Linked DNA regions of Homo sapiens: region 2 is linked to region 1. A link is a contact called in ENCODE Hi-C or POLR2A ChIA-PET data. All regions are on one chromosome and are shown on one strand. Each heading gives the region's core, a stretch centred on a gene start or an enhancer-like site at or near the end of the contact. The rest is flanking DNA. Distances are from core to core; before and after follow the strand shown.

What was found. Hi-C counts contacts between places; a loop is a spot of excess contacts on that map. ChIA-PET counts read pairs that join two places held with the same protein, here RNA polymerase II (POLR2A). Pooled maps may share reads with other maps.
Region 2: POLR2A ChIA-PET joins it to region 1 with 65 read pairs in H1. The contact joins the enhancer-like site here to the promoter of OAZ2 in region 1. A Hi-C loop is called at or near these places in 1 of 168 maps with a recorded cell type or tissue (sigmoid colon) and 5 of 50 pooled maps. POLR2A ChIA-PET finds 5 or more read pairs at or near these places in 7 of 52 experiments (AG04450, H1, Panc1 and 2 more).

What each region holds. Positions count from the first base shown.
Region 1 is chr15:64,698,986-64,706,675 of GRCh38, forward strand. OAZ2 (ornithine decarboxylase antizyme 2) reads right to left here and starts at 4,296. Exons shown (of 5, transcript NM_002537.3): 1 at 4,044-4,296. The coding sequence starts at 4,063. It overlaps LOC124903507 (a long non-coding RNA gene), which reads left to right and starts at 5,558. Exons shown (of 3, transcript XR_007064679.1): 1 at 5,558-5,647. RefSeq lists enhancers at 579-1,415, 1,416-2,253 and silencers at 3,882-4,101, 4,112-4,431.
Region 2 is chr15:64,804,901-64,812,590 of GRCh38, forward strand. No RefSeq gene overlaps it. Among named protein-coding and RNA genes, the nearest start is that of PIF1, 17 kb to the right of the region's middle. RefSeq lists enhancers at 781-1,289, 1,797-2,304, 3,828-4,335, 5,858-6,365, 6,366-6,871. Within about 2 kb of position 2,580, at least 2 of the 41 ENCODE cell types and tissues checked have a DNase peak (open chromatin) inside an H3K27ac peak, as active enhancers do.

The DNA.
Region 1 (7,690 bases), core at 3,046-5,545:
TGAGGCTAAATTTGGATTTCTTGGCAGAGTGAGGAATTGCTATTATTAGCCCACACTGCTTTCTGAAGCATAGCTCTGATTTTGGGGGATTCCTGACTATACTAGGAGAGTCTGTGTCTGTCTCTCTCTCTCTCCTCTTTGACTCTCTCCTCTCTCTCTCCCCTCTCTCCTCTCCCCCAACCCTCCTACCATAGAGTGACCTTGAAGGCACATCATTGGAAAACTGGCTCTCCCTACCACCCCATGCCCAACAAGCCATATTGTCAATAAATAAGGAATAACTGAAACCAGACCCTTTAGGAAGAGACAGAAATTCCATTACCCAGGAAACCACTCAGTGAAGATGCTGATAGTTCTGATATGTTCTTATGCCCTGCCCCCTTCCCCCAAAAAACCACCTGCAGAACCAAATGTTTCTCCTCAAAGCCCATCAGCACAGATTGATAATAATATCACTATCAAGCCAGGGCTAGTGCTTCTCTACATACTGTACTGTCACAGGTACAAAGCAAGCCCTGGACAGATACTGTCTCCCTGCCCCCACAAATCCAGGGAGAAAAAGACCAGGAAGCTTGATTTCCTTGGATTTAAACCTCATGTTCAAAAAGGATAATAAAGGTGCTCGTACTTGTATCTTCTTCCCTCCCCCACCATCAGGAATTCTGACATTTTGGAAGTACCAATCAGAATAACACTGGAAAGGAAGAGCCTTGTTTTCAAAACATAGTGCCAGCTCCTCTGCAACTATTTCTTCCAGGAAACCAAGCCTCCACCTCCTGAGTTTTTCACTGGAGCCAGGGAAGCTGAAAATCCCATCCCCCACCCAATGGGAGCTAAATTCCCAGCCAGCTCCCCACTCTATGGATATGAAACACTCGAGAACACTGACTGGGAAGAACATCCGGCTCTTATCAGAATCCCTAGTTAGGACTCTACCAGGATTCCTTTTAGAAAGTTAGGGGCAGGCCCAAGGAATCTAGGAAACACGCTATGGAAATGGGATTGCCATCACTCAAAGAAACCAGACACCCTGCACACAACACCCCACCCCCAGGCCAAGTGGAGGAGCCTGATCCAAGGCCTAGCTCCTACCCAGGCCCTGGCAGGCCAGTTGGCTCCTCTCTCCACCTGCCTCTCATACAGCCAGGCCCCTCAAATTACCAACACGCTAAGCAAGGGCCCTGGAGACAAGCAAGCCTGTTTTGCCACTTAGGAAGCTGGAAAGAATTTTCGAGTCAAGTTAACCCAACCCCCTCTTCTTTTCACATGTAAGCACACTGGCTCAGCCAGAACTCAGGTCTTTCAACCTCACAGTTGGTGAAGACTCTTACATGTTGGTTCCAAGTTGCTCAACTCTCAGGGCTCAGCCTACAAAAGACTCGGCATTTCGACCAGCTCAGTCCAGAGGACTCCAGAGAATGACTGCTGAGACCACCCCACTTTCCAACCCCCACTACAGACACACAAAAAGAACAGAAAAAAAAGTCTATCTCACATACCCCTTGAGTGGGTTTTGTTGTAGGTCTCTCTGCTCCCCTCCACCCCTGTGCTTCATCCTGCCCTCTCTCATACCTGCCATCTATCCTCAGCACACACGGCGCCTTTGCCACAAGTAACACCTTTGCATCCAGCACTCTCCGTGTCTATATCCGCCTCCACCTCCTCAGCTCCCGAGGGGCTGGGTTACAGAAGATGGAGTGAAAGGGGGGAATGCAGAGGGGATGGACATGGAGAGTCTTGGAAAAGGAAACTCTAACAGCTGATGGGTTGTAGGGTAAAGAGAACATGGGAGGCAGGGATAACAGGTCAAATAAGACCATAACAAATTATCAAACGGCGAGTGAATTTTCTTCCTGCATGCAAAGAAGAAATGAGGGGGAGGGCACCAGTTAAGAGTCTGAGACTTGGGGGAAGAAAATGGCCAATGGCTGAGAACTGAGTACAGACAGGAACTTCAGAAGCTGTTGCAGGTATTGTATCTTGGGCACTTCTGGACAGCACCTGAGAGAGAAAGACTAAGAAATCCCTGAAGAAATTGAGCCCAGGAGGCAGAGGTTGCAGTGAGCCCAGATCGCACCACTGCACTCCAGCCTGCGCCACAGAGTGAGACCCTGTCTCAAAAAAAAAAAAAAAAAAAAATATTCCTCGAAGAAAATTAGGCCTTTGTCAGTAGAAAAGGGCTGACACCCACTACAGGAATAGGATGGGAAAAGCTGCAGGAAGGAAGCTGTGGTTTTTAACCCCAGCTTTGCATTATAAAGAATTACCTGGGGAGCTTTAAAACTATATGCTAATAATCAGGACACTCTAGGCCAATGAGACCAATCTTTGAAGGTAAGGCCCAAGTGACTGATTTCTCAAATGTGAAGCCAGGGTAAGAAACACTGAAATACAAGAAAAGCTGAAAACCCAGTTGGAATATTTAAGGCTGGTGCTGTTAACAAGTGGGAAAGGAAAGTTGAGAGACTATTTCAGTAAGAAGAGTGCCCAAGTTTGAGAGGAATCCTGAGTGGCAGTTAGAGGGCTCTATGCAAAGAAAAGCAATAAAGAAGGCAATGCATTTGAGAGGAACTAGTCTAATTCTGAATAGAACATGGCCCAATTTAAGGAAGATTTACAGGGAATGGATCTGCTTGCAAAATAATGAGGCCCAAGTGAGAGGCAGAGGCCATAAGGCCAAATCTGGGGACAAAAGGTCTGGTGTGGGGAACTAATGAGCTTCAGACACGGTTTGGACAGGACAGCAACAAGTTTGGGGAAAAAATGAGGAAGAGAATTAGGTCCAAATTGTAAATGAAAGCCATTCTGATGTATAAGGAGCAACTAGGATTAAAAATTCCGGGGAATTAGGAAATTGTGGAACAGTTTCAGAGAACAGAGGCAGAAATATGGGATATATTAAAATTTGAGGGAGAGATAGGTGAGAAGGGTTGTCTTGGAGAAAGAGAGGCATGTAGAGAAAGGAAAATTGAGGAACTATCTGCAGGGGGAAGGATATACCATGCAAGTTTGGAAAACCAGGGTGCTCGGTCTGAGAAAGATGTGCAGCCTTTCTCTAATTAATGGGGGAAGACTAGGGTCGGGTTTTGAGGGAGGAAATTGCAAAGATCTAGTGTCCAGAATATAGAGCTTGGTTTGAAGGCACTGGAGGTACAGGGGGAAGGTTCACTGGAAGCGAGATGGCTGGGTCCTGTGATCTAATGATCCAAAGACGGGATTCAGTTAAGAGGGGAAGGAGAAGGATGAGTTCCAGCTGAGAAAAGATGTTTAGAGGGTAAGAATGTTTCCAAGAGTGTTGGGGGTATACCATTGGGGCAACAGGATGGAGCACAAGAATCAAACCTGGTGTTTGATAAATAAAAGGAATGGCGCTGGGAGACTGGGAAAATGGGGCCTAACTGGGAGAGGGGTGTGGAGAGGGGAAGGTGGGGGAAAGATGAAGCTGAAGTATGGGACCAGGAGGAAGAGGCTGGACATCTGTGTAAGGACTGCTAGGCCTGAAGAGAATGGGGGGAGGGTGATGAGTGGGGGTAAACTGAGAACTGAAGGATGGAGGTTGACTTTGCGGGGGGCAGTGATATGAGAAGAGTCTGGGTGGGGGGTGCAGTTTTCATCAGGGAGGGAATTCAAAGGGAAGGGTGAAGTGACTTATAAGGGGAGTAAGAAAGATTTGAGGAAGACAGGAAACAATTTGGGGAATCTGGATGCCGGGGAAAGCCCAGTTTGGGGAATGGGGCACAATTCGGTGGGGCTGAAAGAAAAAAGGGGACTTGCTTGGAAGGTTGGGTTCCGGCTTTTGGGGGCTTTAGGGGAGGAGAAGGCCCGGATGAGGGGGATGGGCCCGGCTGAAGAGGGGGCTAAAGGACAGAAGAAGGCCCAGTTGCAGGGCTGAGGACCGGACTAGGGTGGCTGAAGTGGTGAACGGACCTGGCTGGGGGCGGATGGCCCCGCTGCGGGGGGCGGGGGCCGGCTAGGGGTACGTGAGAGGCCCTCTGGAGCAGATGAGGGAGGATGGGGGCGGGGAGCCTGGGCCGGGCCGTTACCTGTCCTGGGTGTTTATCATCCTCGGCGGCTCTGCTCAGGGTGGGAGGAGGCGGCGCAGGGAGTGGATAGATGGATGAGTGGGTGGGTGTGGGGTCACGCGCGCGGGGTCGATCTCTGCGGGCTAAGTCCCTGTCAGGCCGCGGGCCGAGCGCCTCCTTTTGCCTCAGCGAGCGCCTGCCTCCAACTGACCCTCCCCGGCCGCCACCGCCGCCGCCGCCGCCGCCGCCCCGCCCCCGAGTGCCTCATCTGCATAGCCCCACCCCAGCGCCGCGCGGTGTCCTGGGAAACTGGGGCCCACAACAAAGGGCAAAGCACCGCCCCGCCTCCGCGCAGGCGCACCACGGACCGATCGTGGGGGTAGGGCTAGGGGGTCCGAACGAAGGGCAGGCTGTGCAGGAGGCCATGACCAAGGCGGTGGGTCTGCCCGCAGCTGCGGCAGCGCGGCCCAGAAGATGCGTTGTGTTTCCGGTAGTTTTCTGTGAGGATTGACTCAACCTGGTCCTCATCCCTATTCCTTGTTGGCGTGGGGCCGAACAGGGCTGTGCCATTTGGGAGGATATTAAAACAAAATCAGAAATCTTAAGAGAACTACACACATATTAGCACCATTCCTAGTCTGAGTCCAGGCCCACAGATCTGTTATCTCAGCTCATAATGCAGATCAATAACCTCAGCTGTCAGGGTAGATCAACAATCTCAGCATCTCGCACACATCTCATGTCAATCGTCAAGGCTGCTCCAAGCACTGGCTTAGGTCATCTGAAGCCAGAACTCTGTAGATCATGAGCACAGTCACAACAAGACAGTCGTGGAAAGCGTCGTCACTAACTTGTTCACGGTCACTTCAGATCACAATCAGTGCAAGTTACTTCAATCGATCATGCAAGGTTACTAGTTCAGTCACCTCCATTCATTATCCCTACTGGTCCTTATGACAGATTAGTGCCTGAAGGCCACAGTCACCGGTGCGCAGACCCCTCAGATCACAGTCCTTGTAGGTTACAATCACAGACACTTCAACACAATCATCAAAAGCCCCGACTCTGTTCACAGTCAACCCAGATTGCAATCAAGAGAGGTCACATTATCTCAGATCACAGTGGGTCACTCTGTCACCTCAGATTACATCCATTCAGTTATTCAACAAATAATTATTTTATTTATTTACTTATTTTTGAGATGGAGTCTCTCTCTGTGGCCCAGGCTGGAGTGCAGTGGCACAATCTCAGCTCACTGCAACCTCCACCTCCCGGGTTCAAGCGATTCTCCTGCCTCAGCCTCCTGAGTAGCTGGGATTACAGACATGTACCACCATGCCCGGCTAATTTTTGTATTTTTAGTAGAGACGAGGTTTCACCATGTTGCCCAAGCTGGTCTTGAACTCCTGACTTCAGGTGATCCACCTGCCTCGGCCTCCAAAAGTACTGGGATTACAGGCATGAGCCACCGCACCCGGCCAACAAATAATTATTGAATAGCTACTTACTGTATGCTCCAGGCATGTGCTAGAGTCCAAGAATACGCCATAATCAACCAGGCAAGGTTCCTGCCTTGGATGTCACAATCCGGTCAAGGGGAGAGACACAGGTCATCACAATACCAGGTAAGTAAGTGCTCAATCTGAGGAATGCCACAGAGAAAGTAATTTAGGGAATTAGGGACAGCTTTGCAGAAAGAGTGATAACTCAGAGAAAGGGTGACACTCCAGATCGGCGGTCACTATGACTTTCAGTTCACAAACATCTCACATTGGAGTCATCTCAGGATATGGTTACTCTCCTTCACAAACAGCATGCTTTTGGGTTTTGGATGATGGGGATGGAGGCACAGAAGGAAGGCTGGAGCTACCAAGCTAAGGCTTTTTCAACACAAATTAAAGTGGTAAATGATACCGAAACTGCCCGGATTATCACTAGATATTCAGGCAAGGCTGGTCTCATACTCTGGTTCACTTTAAGATCCTCCACTTTGTCCCTCAGCTATCCCTACCTACTCCTCCAGGTTCAAGTCAGGTATGTTCTTACATTAGTACTTAGCAAAATTGGACATTTAAACCCAGCCCTGATCTACCCCATCGCATAGTCCCAGAGACCTGGGCAATCCTCCTGGACCCTCAGAGGGAGCTGGAATGTCTCACTTCTGCCAGCCCATTCCTGGCCAAGTAACCCTTTAACCTGAAGGACAGTTTTTGACCCATGAATCAACAAATATTGAGAACTCACTATGTCAATAATAGCGACCATTTATTGAGCATCATGGGTAAAGTACTAAATTTTAGAACAGCTCTCCACCCTCGTTTTAAGGATGAAGAGAATTAAACCTCAGAGAGATTTATTCTGTCATCCAATATTTATTGAGGGTCTGTCTATACCAGACATGTTAACATGCTAGCTTTAATTCAAAGCGATTAAGTGGTATAGTTAGAATTTGGATCCCAAGTTGCCTGATCCTGTGCTTTCTCTGGATCTGCATGGTGGAAGAGTCAGAAGCTCTCTGGACAGCTTTCTGTTTAAAGGAGTGGCCACCCTGATAGCCACCTGGTCAGCAAGTGAAAAATTCACAAAAACTGAGGTCTTCAAATCTAAATTAATTAACATGAAATAAAGTTAAAAGTTCAATTCCTCAGTCCCACTAGCCACATTTCTTTTTCTTTTGTTTGAAACCGAGTCTCATTCTGTCACCTAAGCTGGAGTGCAGTGGGATGATCTCAGCTCACTGCAACCTCTGCCTCCCAGGTTCAAGCAATTCTTCTGTCTCAGCCTCCCGAGTAGCTGGGATTACAGGCGCCCACCACCACACCCGGCTAATTTTTATAGTTTAAGTAGAGACGGGGTTTCACCATGTTGGCCAGGCCAGTCTCGAACTCCTGACCTCAAGTGATCCACCTGCCTCGGCCTCCCAAAGTGCTGGGAATTACAGGCATGAGCCACCGCGCCCGGCCCACTAGCCACATTTCATATGCTTAATAGCCATATGTGGCTAGCAGCCACAGTATTACACAGTATACATATGGAACATGTCTATCATCACAGAAACTTCTACAACAGCACTATATCCCATCACCCCTCTATCCCTGTCTACCCCAGTCACCACCACAGGTTCAAGTCCCTTCTCATCCATTGCCCTCACACTGGCAATCTATCAGACTCTGCTTCCTGCTCCTAACCATACCCTCCCACTGTGCCTTCTGCAACGTGTGATCAGCAAACTCTTCCACATCCTCAGCCTTTTCTCAGCATCCTTGCTTTATCTGAAACTTGGCTATCCACTAACCGCTGCTTCTCCAGCAGCTCTATTAGGTGAATTCTGTTTCTCATTCTCACGTGCCTCAGTGTCAGAAGTGGGTAAGTGTATTCCTCTCCATCCCAATGCCATTTCTAGACCAGTGTTTATCTTCCCCTCCCTCCCACAAAATCCCTGTTCCATTGGGGCTTCACCCTCTAGATATACTATCTTGGTTAATGTCATTAGCCAGCCTCCTGGTTGATGCCCCTTATTTGGCTCATGGCTTGCTGCCTCTCCGCCCCAAATTTTGTCATATTTGGTGAGCTCAAGGTCCACATGATGGCCTCTCAGCCACGCTCCTCTCACTTCCTCGACTTTCTCATCTCCGGTAAGATTTTCAGCACTCCACTGTAGCTGCTAA
Region 2 (7,690 bases), core at 1,330-3,829, 100 kb after region 1:
GCCTTGACTCCCAGGCTCAAGCAATCCTCCCACCTCAGCCTCCCAAGTAGCTGGGACCACAGGTGTGTGCTACTGCACTGGGCTAATTTTTTTCTTTTCTTTCTTTCTTTCTTTTTTTTTTTTTTCGAGATGGAGTCTCGCTGTCACCCAGACTGGAGTGCAGTGGTGTAATCTTGGCTCACTGCAACCTCTACCTCCTGGGTTCAAGTGATTCTCCTGCCTCAGCCTCCCAAGTAGCTGGGACTACAGGCTCGCATCACCACGCCCAGCTAATTTTTGCATTTTCAGTAGAGACAGGGTTTCACCATGTTGGCCAGGCTGGTCTTGAACCCCTGACCTCAAGTGATCCATCTGCCTTGACCTCCCAAAGTGCTGGGATTACAGGTGTGAGCCACTGTGCCCAGTCCTTTCTTTTTTTTTCTTTTCTTTTTTTTTTTTTTTTTGAGACAGTCTTGCCCTGTCGCCCAGGCTGGAGTGCAGTGGCGCGATCTCGGCTCACTGCAACCTCCGCCTCTCAGGTTCAAGCTATTCTCTGCCTCAGCCTCCGGAGTAGCTGGGATTACAAGCACCCACCACCACGCCCGGTAATTTTTGTATTTTTTTAGTAGAGATGGGGTTTCACCATCTTGGCCAGGCTGGTCTTGAACTCCTGACCTTGTGATCCACCTGCCTTGGTCTCCCAAAGCGTTGGGATTACAGGCGTGAGCCACCATGCCTGGCCTTTTCTTTTCTTTTTTTGAGACAGGATCTTGCTCTGTCCTTCAGGCTGGAGTGCAGTGGCACTATCAGCTCACAGCAGCCTTGACCTCCTGGGCTCAAACAATCCTCCTGCCTCAGCCTCCTGAGTAGCTGGGACTACAGGTATGCATCACCACACTCAGCTAATGTTTTTTTGATTTTTTGTAGAGACAAGGTCTCACCATGTTGTCCGGGCTGGACTTGAACTCCCAAAAGTGTTGGGATTACAGGCATAAGCTGCTGCGCCCAGCTGAGAGAGACCATTCTGAGAGAGGCCATGGGAGCCTCAGCAGGCTGTGAGACAACCTTAGCCAGGGCAGGAGCCTGGAAACAGGTGGGCAGATGAGGCTGGGCTGATGGGAGATGCATGAGGTCTGAGCTGGAAGGGATCTCAAAGATCTCTCCAACTCATTTTACAGGAGGAAATTGAGGCCCAAAGAGGGAAAGGGGCTTGCCCAATGACACACAAGAGGTTAACGGTAGAGCCAGGCTAGAAAGACCCAGAGAAGATCAAGTACACCCCAATTAAACACAAAGTTCACCCTCACATACTCCCACCTCCAGGCACCACCGCCCCCGCCCCATCCAACAAGCACACTAACACTGGGGCAGTGACAGTGGCTGCATTTCCTCCTATAATAGACCCTCTTTTCCCAGGATGAAGCCCCCACCTTAGGTTATTAGGGGCTCCAGTCAGACCCAGCTCAGCTTCTATTTCACTGTGGGGACCCTGGGGCCTTCCTTCCCATTCCCTGAGCCACAGTTTGCTCATCTGTGATGTGAGGCCACTGGACCAACTGACCACTGTGGTTTTTTCAGTTCTCAGTGAGCAGAGGAAGGCGAGGCTAGGGCTTCTTCCTCCCTCTGGTCCCCCAGCCCCCAGTCCAGCCTGACAGGGGTGGGGCCGGCCTGCTGGGGCTCACATGCCTGAGGAGTAAGCTCCTGGTCCCGAGGAGGCAACATGATCTGTAAAAGATCCCTGACCATCTTTTTGAACCCTGGAGAGGGCGTCTCAGTCATATGAGGACCACAGGGGGATTAGCGATGCTTAGAAGGGAGGCCAGGGAGGCAGCCACCTGGGGGAAAGACTAGGAAGAGGGGAAGTGGGAGAGAAGGAAGTAGCAGTGGGGCAGGTCTGAGTCAGGGACCGAAGACCTGGGAAAGGCAGCTCTGGTGGGTCTGGAGAGGAGGCAGAAGAGAGGAAGGCAGGCGGAGGAAGGGTGTGTGCTCAGGGCTTTGAATGATGCCTGAAAAGGGCCTAGAAGTCTTGTGTCACATAGTCCCTGGCACAAGGAGACCTGGCAGAGAAGGGGAGAAAGCGTTAAATCTGGAGCCTGCCAGCTTGGATTTCAGACCCTTCCACTCAGGCTGTGTGACCCTGGGCAAGTTTTTTGCTCTCTCTGAGCCTCAGGTTCTAACAAAGAGCAGTTTTGGTGCATCGTTCACACTGGGTGGGCTGTGAGGTCAGATGTCCATCCAACCTCAGACCCTCCATGGCCCTTGCCGGTCTTCCTGGGTATGCCCCTCCTTTAGCCAAAGCATATATCCCCCCATGCCCCTCCCCCAACGCCTGCAAGAGCTGCCCTGTCCTAGCCTTCTGGGAGTGCCCCAGCCCCTCTGAAGGGGTTCGAGCCAATCCAGGGCCTATGCAATGAGGGACCAGCAGGACTCAGGGGATGGGGGAAAGGACCTTCTCAAGGCTCATTTTGGGAGGGGGAGTACATACCTGCTTCCCCCACCCGTGCTCCCCCATGACCCACTCCATGGGATATTTGGGTTTCCTCCCCTTTCCCGAGCTCAGGCCCTGCTTGCTTTCTCCACAACAAGGAGCGAATGTTATTTAAAAGGAGATCAGGAGATTTGCCTTAAATAGGCATGGAGTGCTGTGCCAGGTCCCAGTAGAGGGGCGGGAGAGGAGGCCATCTTGGCGGAAGGGAGAAAGGAGTGGAGCTGCAAGAGAGAACAACCTCCCAGGAGTGCGCAGAGCCCTGCACAGTTTACCAAGCACAGGCCTAGTCTGCGGGGAGACGCCCCGGTCTTCAGATGCCAGGAGTGTGGAGGTTTTCTGGGAGGCAAGGGGATAGGGCCTGCAGAGTGGGGGGCTGTCTTGAGACCTCCCCTGACACCTGCCCCCACCATCAGTTTCCAGACCTTTGGCCCCTGCCCCCGGGCTGCCCCTGCCTGTCCTCCCAGCCCTAGCTTGTAACTGGATGCCATCCTCACTCTGCACCTTCCCAGGTGAGCTGGGGCTCTGCTTACTGAACCCAACACCCACTGGGGGCGGGGATTGAGGGGGCACCCCTGGGGCGGGCATCTGCCTGGAGGCTGAGGCTGAAGGCGGGAGCTGGAGCTGCGGGGGAGGAGTGGAGATGGGCTGGCTGTCTCATTCACAGCCCCCGCCCCAGGCCTCCTCAGGAATTTAGGGTTCCAATTCCCTATTCAAGGTCACCTTCTAAGCCTTTCAAGCCCCACCCCTCCCATCTTGGCCTGCCAGGGCCAAGGACTCAGGGGCACCCCCCTGCCATTTCTGTCCCAGCAGGTGATGCTCTTGGAATCTTAAGGAAATGGAGTCTGGCCTGTGGAGTTTTGGGGACAGAGCTAGGGGGAAAGGAAGCATCCCATGTTCAGTCCTTTTTTCAAAGGCCCTGAACACCAAGGTGAGGCCTCAGATACCTGGATGCCCAACCTGGATCTGCCATTTACAGCCATATGACCTAGGGCCACCCACCTTCTGTGAGCCTTGACTTCCTCTGTAAACTAGGTCTAAAGATTCCACTGTAGACTGGGCGCGGTGGCTCACACTTGTAATCCCAGCACTTTGGGAGGCTGAGGTGGGCGGATCACCTGAGGCTGGGAGTTCGAGACCAGCCTGACCGACATGGAGAAACCCCGTCTCTACTAAAAATACAAAATTAGCCGGACGTGGTGGTGCATGCCTGTAATCCCAGCTACTCAGGAGGCTGAGGCAGGAGAACTGCTTGAATCCGGGAGGGGGAGGTTGCAGAGAGCCGAGATCACGCCATTGCACTCCAGCCTGGGCAACAAGAGCGAAATTCCGTCTCAAAAAAAAAAAAAAATTCCACTTTAGAGTTGTCGAAGTCGCTTTCATAAGAAAATGGGCAGAAGACAGAAGGGGGATTATGCCCAAGTGCACTAACTGACCGGGACCTGTACCTCACGTGTGTTGCGGGAGGCAGAGTGGGGAGATTTCATCCTCCCCTTCCCCATGGTGGGTGGGCGCAGCCCAGGTCCTCCAGAAGGCCAGACAGGAAGGAAGGCTTTGTGAAAGATGGCATTCATTTACTCTGGGCTGCTGTGAATTCTCTTTGTTATTCCCCAGAGGCTGCTCAAGAGGGGGTTAATGGGGCGGGGGATGGCCCCTTCAGGTGACAATAATCAAGACAAATAAATAAGAGCTAACCTTGAGGGTTTGCTGCATCCCTGGCCTGACTCCAGCTCTTCTGTCTTCCTAACTCCATCCATGTTTGATCGGCTTTATCCCCATTTCACCAACGATGAAACCAGAGCTCAGATTTAAGCAGAATAACCACAGTCACACAGTCGGGAACTGATGGGGCCAGTGTTTAAACACAGGAATCTGGCTTCAGGGCTCTCTGCTGACTTTGCAAAAATCCCAGGACCCTTTATTTGGGACTTGGGTTCCAGATACAGCTTGCAGTGTGGCCATAGCCAAGTCACCTAACCTCTCAGAAGTTAGGTTTCTCAGCCATGCGCAGTGGTTCATGCCTGTAATCCCAGCACTTTGGGAGAACAAGGCAGGCAGATCACTTGAGGTCGGGAGTTCCAGACCAACCTGACCAACGTGGAGAAACCCCGTCTCTACTAAAAATACAAAATTAGCCAGCTGTAATCCCAGCTACTCGGGAGGCTGAGGCAGGAGAATTGCTTGAACCCATGAGGCAGAGGTTGCAGTGTGCTGAGATGGCACCACTGCACTGCAACCTGGGTGACAGAGCAAGACTGTCTCAAAAAAAACAAAAAAACAAAAAAGAGAAAAGAAAAAGAAATTAGGTTTCTCTCTTTATAAAATGGGGACAATTGTCCCAACCTCCCAGGGTTATTGTGAAAAACAAACTAGAGGGTTAATGAGGCCGGGCATGGTGGCTCGCCCCTGTAATCCCAATGCTTTGGGAGGCTGAGGCAGGAGTATTGCTTGAGCTCAGGAGTTCGAGGCTGCAGCAAGCTCTGACTGCGTCACTGCACTCCAACCTGGGTGACAGAGCTAGACCCTATCTCAAAAACAAAAACAAACCAACAAGAGGGTTAATGAGCACAAAGCAGATAATCTGATGGAAGATTATTTAAAACTTCCCTGCTCTACACTAACTCAGCCCCCACCTCCTAAAGTGTCCATGCACCCCCCACCTAAGCCCAGAGACTGGGAGACAAAGGCTCTGCGGTTCCCTGGGAAAGGACTGAATGACCAATTGGCGCCACCTAGTGGTCTGCAGTGCATGGGGAGCGGGAGGGCCCGGCTGCTCCGGGATTGGGGGTTAAGTAAGATCATTAGCCCAGTGCGGATGGGAAAAATATACCAGGACGTCAGAAAGGATGGGGTCAGGCCTAGTTGGCACCCCACTGAAGACAGGGTGAAGGAGCGCACAGGGCTCAGGGTTCTATTCTAGTTCCAGTTCTGCCACTAAGAACCTCTCCAGGCCTCAGCTACCTCCTTTGCAGAATGGGAGTAAACATTCCTTACCTCTCAGGTCACTGTCCAAGCCTTTGTTCACTTATGAAACATTTAATGAAGCATCTGCTTTCAAAAGTCATCCTGCTGAGGGTTGTGAGGACACAAAGACATCTCAGCTGTGTCTCTCGGGATCAAGGGATCCGCTTCATCCTAGCAGGGAGACTGAGCTGTAAATTGCTCACTACCCTCAGATGCAGATCCCAGGGGACACTGAGGAGGGAGCATAAGGCACAGGAGGCAAGTGGAGGGACAGCAGGTAGTGGGACTCCCCCTCCAAGGGTGAATGTCTTTGAGAAGTGGCAGGAACTGTGACAAGTCAGGTCATAAGATTATCTTTCTGAGGGCCATCGCCCCGCCCCTCTTGCCTGGCCCCCTGCCTGCCTCCCAGCTGGGGACTGGATCGCCCTGGGCTGAGCCCCCTACTCTGGGCTCAGCCCCCTCAGGGCCAGGCCAGCCTCCCCACATACCACCTTCTCTTGCATTAAAGCCTTTAAAGTGGACCATAGGTCCATCAAGGATAGTTCACATCTCTGTGCATTTGCACTGTGTAGCTCCTCTCTCCAAACACCTTTTCTCCAACTCGTCCACCTGGCAAAGTCAACTCCAGCCTTCCTGTGGGAGAGTGGAGAGGAGAGTGCGAAATCCCCCAACTAGGAAGGAAACAGAAATGAAGGGGTGCCCCCTGCCCCCATCAGCAGTGGCACAGCCTGTAAGAATGTGAAATATACATTTGGTCTTCATCCCCATTTCCTGGCATACAACTCCTAAAATCCTTGGAATCTCCAAAGTGATAAGTGTCTTTTTGTATGCTGATGATTGCCTGATGGCCGGCAGCCCCTAGGCAGCTTCAGGATGGGGCTGGTCACCAGAAAGACCAGGGCAGGATTAGAGGGTTGGGACTTTCAGCCCCACCCTATGACCTCAGGGGAGGGGAGGGAGCTGAAAGTTAAATTGATGACCAATGGTTAATCAATCATGCTTACATAATGAATTCTCCATAAAAGGCCCCAAAGCAGAGGTTCTAAGAGCTTCTGGGTAGCTGAGCAAGTGGATATTAGTGGAGGAAGGCTTTCCCACAGAGGGAAGCTCCACACCCCTTCCCCCACGTATCCTTTTCTAATAAAGTGATAAATGTGTTTCCCTGAGTTCTGTAACTCACTTTAGGAAATTAATCAAACCAAAAGAGGGGGGTCTTGGGAACCCCAACTTGAAGCCAGTCGGTCAGAAGTTCCAGAGGCCCAGACTTGTGACTGTCTGAAGGGGCTGTCAGTTTTGGTGACTGAGTCCTCAACCTGTGGGATCTGAGGCTGCCTCCAGGTAGATAGCTTCAGAATTAAATTAGAGGACACCCAGCTAGTGTCCGCTACAGAATTGCTTGTTTGTTGATGGGAAGAAGTCCCTGCATTTGGTCACAGAAGTCTTCTCTCTGTGTTAATTGTTGTTGCTGTTGAGAGAACAGGAAAAAGCAGTTGGAGTTTTTCCACCCACACCCTGCTATATGAGGGCAGCTTTCTTGGGCAGGTAGCAAGTCCTGGTCGCCTAAGGGTAAGCTCTCTACCTTCCTTATTTCTTTGTTCATTCCCTTGCTGTCTGCCTGCCCCTTTCCATGTGCTGGGTGTGTGTGTGTGTGTGTGTGTGTGTGTGTGTGTGTGTGTGTGTGTGTGTGTGTATTTTTGCTTTGTTTTGTTTTGAGCTGGAGTCTCACTCTGTTACCCAGCCTGAGTTTCAGTGACATGATATCTTGGCTCACTGCAACCTCTGCCCCCTGGGCTCAAGTGATCCTCCCACTTCAGCCTCCTGGGACCACAGACACGCACCACCATGCCTGGTTAATTTTTTGTATTTTTGGTAGAGATGGGTTTCACCTTGTTGCCCAGGCTGGTCTCAAACTCCTGATTTCAAGTGATTCACCCACCTCAGCCTCCCAAAGTGCCGGGATTACAGGTGCGAGCCACCGTATATGGCTCTCCCTGTGCTTCTTTGCCTCAAATCCAGAAGTTATCTGAGGACACAGTCTTTCCTGGCCTTTGCTTCACAGGTAAAGTTCCTTGAGAGGATGATGCTGGGGGGAAGGAGAGGCAGAGAGAAGGAGGGTTCCATAGACTGGGGAGGGGCAAGTGGTCAGAGGGTCCTCTGGGAGCACCACAGGGAGGTGGCAGGGGCCCAGAGGGCCTGGCATGAGGTACTGGAGAGTCTCAGAAAGCCTCCCACCCCATCCCAGGGCCCAGGCTGAGTTACTGC